2 separate regions of the Homo sapiens genome follow, and region 1 is linked to region 2. A link is a loop called in an ENCODE intact Hi-C map of the cell type or tissue named here. Cell type or tissue: heart right ventricle. All regions are shown on one strand.

What was found. Hi-C counts contacts between places; a loop is a spot of excess contacts. Peaks named below come from ENCODE experiments on the same cell type or tissue, not always from the same donor. Only the 100,000 strongest peaks of a DNase experiment are listed, where the experiment ranks them.
Region 1: it touches region 2 in a loop (3-fold over the local background); 2 of 110 quality-filtered maps call a loop at or near these places.

What each region holds. Positions count from the first base shown.
Region 1 is chr4:152,160,990-152,163,489 of GRCh38, forward strand. No RefSeq gene overlaps it. Among named protein-coding and RNA genes, the nearest start is that of LINC02273, 61 kb to the left of the region's middle. In heart right ventricle, no CTCF peak of the experiment used is centred here; no DNase peak of the experiment used is centred here; H3K27ac peaks cover 935 bases.
Region 2 is chr4:152,242,927-152,245,426 of GRCh38, forward strand. No RefSeq gene overlaps it. Among named protein-coding and RNA genes, the nearest start is that of FBXW7-AS1, 93 kb to the right of the region's middle. RefSeq lists a silencer at 937-1,123. In heart right ventricle, no CTCF peak of the experiment used is centred here; a DNase peak (open chromatin) is centred at 1,155; H3K27ac peaks cover 1,842 bases.

The sequences.
Region 1 (2,500 bases), 82 kb before region 2:
CTGTGACGCTGGGGCTGGGGGGCTGCAAATACATTTCTCCTTTTACAGATAACTCCCCAGATGGTCCTCAAGTGAGGCATTGAAGGGAGACTGGGAGGCAGGAGGCAGCAGAGAAGACTTGCTCCTTCCCACATGCTGGCTGTTCCTGGCAGTGGTGACCTGGCATTGGCTCTTTAGCCCCACAGCAGCAGTGGGTTCCAGTTTCCAGCTTTTCCCTACCCTCCCAGAACCAGCCTTATTATGCCCCTCAGAGGTACTAGCAGCATCCAGGCAGTGCCCCTCCCCAGAAGCAGGTTCCCGGGTCCCTGGGCTCCATCCTCCAAGCTCCTAAGGTACCAGCGGTCCCCGAGCAGCCACCCCTGCTCAGAGAACTGGTCCTAGCTCCCTAGGTCCCTCTTCCAAGCTCCAAGGTCTGATAATCCAAACTTCTAGCCTCTTTTCCCCAGCCTAGAGGAGGCAGCTGCAATTCCTCCATTTGGATTACTTCTGTCTTCTCTACTTTCTCAGTCCTAATGCTTGTTCAACCAATTCCCCATATTCAGCTCGGTCTGTTACTGTATCTAGAGTGGTTTCTGATGTCCTGAACTGGACTCTGATTGATGTATCTAGTCATCTCAGTGTGCCGTAAAAACATCATTTTCTATGTGTGTCATGACAGTGAAAAGGCTTGTGAATCCCCACCCCCTCCATGACAACCTGGGCCCTAGAAAAGCAGCCATTAGATGATATAGCCAGCATTCATTCTCCAGTATACATGCCCAAGAAAATAATTTCAAAATTAGAGTCCAAAGGGTGCTAGCGAGCATTTAATTGTCCTGGACACATGCCTAAGTCCTCCTAGAACTGGACACACAGACCAGCCTTGATTGTCATTTACACTGAAACCACAGGCATCTCTGAGTAGCAGCAGACAGCTTCTCTTCTGTGCTCCAAAGTTAAGCTATTATGACACAAGAAGGCTTAAATTCAGACTTCTTTAAGTATTAAAAGCAGAAGTCTGAGATTGCAGCCCCATATTCAGCTTATCTTTTTTTCTGTTAATCAATCACCCAGTATTTATTGAGCACAAGTAGATGCCTGTCCAAGAAAGAGATGCACTTGCAAATGAGTATGGAAGGTACCCGCTAGATATGCATTCATTTCCCTTTACAGCCCTACTGGGCTTTCAGTGACTGCTCAATAGGCACTTTTCATAATTCCCCATTGTTGTCAGGCTATTTTTATCCTTCCCGTATGAATCAGAGTATGACTTACTGTCCCACTGTTAAAATCCTTATTCTGGCAAAACCATTATTATTTATTTGTTTGGTATCTTTCAAAAAAATTTTATGGCTTGAACCCTCATCTCAAAATTAAATAATCTCATCATTAAATACCTTATGCTGGATGGACAAAAGTAAATGACATCAATATGTGGACAACTTATAAAAACAGCAACTTAAAAGGCCAGGTCAGCCACATCCCCGTTATCTAGATGCTCTTTAGAAGGGAGGCACTGAGCCACTCTCCATACCAGGCTGTGGCCAGAATTGGCCTGTTCTGTGCAGTAACTTAGAGACCAGCATTCCAGATGAGCTGATTCAAAATTAATCATTTGGGGCAAAATGCATCCTAAGTAATGTCAACTTAGTAATAACAGTAATAATACTTAGTAATTATTCAGTACAGCTCAAAATTCCCTGTTCATATTAATCCGTTGTTAAGAGCTAAATTGTTCCCCATCCCCCACTACCAAATTCATATGTGAAAACCCTAACGGCCAGTTCCTCAGAATGTGGCTGCATTTGGAGATAGGGTCTTCAAAGAGGTAATTAAGTTAAAATGAGGCTGTTAGGGTGTACCCTAATGCAATCTGACTGATGTCATTTATAAGGATAGAGGGAGAGGGAGAGGGAATAGAGGATAAGGAAGAGGAGAAAGGGGAAAGGGGAGGGAAAGAGAGAAGGGGCGGGGAGGAGAGGGAGAGGAAGAGACCAGACGGGCACACACACAGAGGCACTATGTGAAGACACCAGATCATCAGAAGACAGCCATCTGCAAGCCCAGGAGAAAGGTCTTAAAAGGAAGCAACCATGTCTATGCCTTAATCTTGTTCTTGACTCTAAAATTGTGAGCTGTTGTGTAAGCTACTCAGTGTTACCTATGACTGAGTGGCATTTTGCTATGGCAACACTAACAAACTAATATGCCCATGAACTTTTTTTTTTTTTTTTTTTTATGAGACGGAGTCTCACTCTGTCTCCCAGGCTAGAGTGCAGTGGCACGATCTTGGCTCACTGCAACCTCCTCCTCCCGGCCTCAAACAATTCTGTCTTCCTGCCTCAGCCTCCAGAGTAGCTGGGACTACAGGTGCACACCACCATCCCCAGCTAATTTTTTGTATTTTTAGTAGAATCAGGTTTTACCATGTTTGTCAGGCTGGTCTCAAACTCCTGACCTCAGGTGATCTGCCCACTTCAGCTTCCCAAAATGCTGGGATTACAGGCATGAGCCACTGCGC
Region 2 (2,500 bases):
AAAGAAAGATTTTAATTGAAAACTCAAGACCTTTTCCTATAGATAGTTCTGGGAGCTGGAATTTCTCTTCAGTTTGCCTTGGGCTTCATAAGACATTTGGGGTCCTGGATCCCGTATCTCCACCAGCAGCACAGAGCCAGTAGTTTACAGAGCATGGCCATTTGTCCTGGGTCCTGCTGGGAAGTCACAGACAAAATACCCTGAAGCCCCCAAGCCCTTCAGTGCTCTGAAAGTCTGCTGTGAATAAGAACACCACACTTCCTGGACTTTACCTGACTCCTGGGTACCAGAACTTGAGTCTCCCTCAGGTGTCCTGGAAGTACTCAAGGTTGTGAGTGATTTTGCCTTAATTCCAAGGGGAATGAATGCTGGCTAGTGCTTGCCATTTCAGAGCTGCTGGAGGCTAGTTAAGAAAACAGAACCAGAGTTTTTTAAAAAACTGTGCTGAGACCAGGCAGTTCAGGGCATTTTCTCGTGAATGAGCTTTGCACAATCAGCTCAGGAAGTTGCTAGCCTAGGATCTGAACTGCTCAAATCCAAAATTTGCTAGCCTAATAGCCAATAAAAAAAAACCAAAAGAGAGGGGGAAAAATACATGCAGTGTCTTCTTGAAGGATTAGCTGAAGAATTATACCAATTTTTTTTTTAATGCTCAAATCTCCAGACAAGTGAGAGTACGAAAGAGATTCTCTTGTTAAGAATGAAAAGGGGGAAAGAATTCACCTCTCCTTTCAGGTGTAGAAGGAGGAAAGCAATGAATAGAAAAGGGAAATGGTTTCCTCCTTTTTGGGAAAGAATAGTATTAACCTTCAAGTAACTGCAGAGGTTGTCGGAGCTTATACAAGGAAACTCTTCAGAAAGACAGAAACATGAATCATGGGTCGTTTTATCTCCACTTTAAAGCACTCGAACATTCAAATTCCCTAAAGAAAAGAGAGCGGGTGGGGCAAATGATCCAATCTACTGGATTTATTAATATCCCCAGCGCCAGCCCAGGAGGATCCTTAGTTTCTGCTAGTGACACTAGCCGTGTTTTTTCCTGAGGTTGAGTCACAGTTTCCCTAGTCATGGGGTTGAGGTCACTGGAGAGGGGACGTGGGAGCCATTCTGGGTGTGCTTTTATTTTTAATAGACTAGTGAGAAGTTGGCAGGACCCGTTACAGGAAGTCACGTGCTGGAACAGAGGTGCTTGATGCCGGGAGTTTGATGAGTGTCTGAAGAATGTTCTGTTAACAATATGAAGGCTCCAGATGGCAAACTGGGAAGGAGCAATCCACTAAGTGCACTTAGAAAGGCCGTGTGCAGTTGCCCAGTACAGTACCAGGTCAGTGAAGAAATAGGAGTGGATGGGAAGTGGCTGGCTCGCCTTGGTGATATATGAAGGATTATGGGGCAGAAGTCTTATCATAGGAATTTATTTTCTCTGGGAAAGGGCTGATGCATTTCCTTTTCCAGCAACATACATCAGGGCCTGACATTTATTTGACATTCTCCCATCAGATATTCATGAACACATAGCCTGAGCTGAACATTGTATTTGCAATTGCATGGCAAATGCGATGGACAAGGCCCCTTCCCTCGGGCAGCTTGCAGGCCTGGGCATGGTACCCACAAGAAAGAGATGACTGCATATTGTGTGGCGAGGACCACAAGGAGGGGAAGCATTGATGTCTGGGGCCATAAGAGGGGTACTTGGGTGTCAAAAAGGAGTCTTGGAAAAAGAAGCAGTCGGCTCTAGCAATACAAAGGGAGAAGGGGCCCAGGTAGAGAAGGCAGGTTGTATAAGGACCAGCAGCAAGGGACAGAAACAGAGGCCCCTCCATTTCCTTGCCTTGTCTATCTTTCTCTTTCTCCTCTCACTCCTTTCAAATCTTGACTCCACACCCTTCAGAACTCACCCAACCCTGCTCCTCTCTGCCCATACCATGCCCTGTCAGCTCCTTGCCCAGCAGTTCCAGCTGCAGGCTGCCCTGATCCAGTCTGATGCTCTGGCACCGGATCTGATGCCAGCCCCAGGCTCAGTCCTGGTTGCAGCTGACGTTCCCTCTCCTCTTTCTTCTTCTCCCCTCCTTTACCCTCTCCCTCTCAATGAAAAACATGAAGAGGATTGTGAGGGGCAAGTAAGTAGAAAGGGGCAGGTGAAATGCAGCCCATGAATGGTTTATACCAGGAGCAGCAGTAAAAACAAAAAATCCTTAACTTCAAACCAGTCCTTCACAGAGAAACTGAAGTGCAATTTCATCTTGCCTCACCTCATCTTAAGTGCTCATGGGTGAGACCAAGGAGCTGACAGAAAAGGAGAAAAGTTTAATTTTTCTGCATACTAGCAAATGTCCATTTTGAATGGCTTTTCATTAAATTACCTAAATACTTCTGTTTTCCATCATAGATCCTTGGACACACGATCTTTTCAACAGAACCCTAGTGGACTTTAATCATGGTTTTATACCTTCATATCTTTTTATTTCCATAGTGCCTAACCTACTTGATAAACTATTTT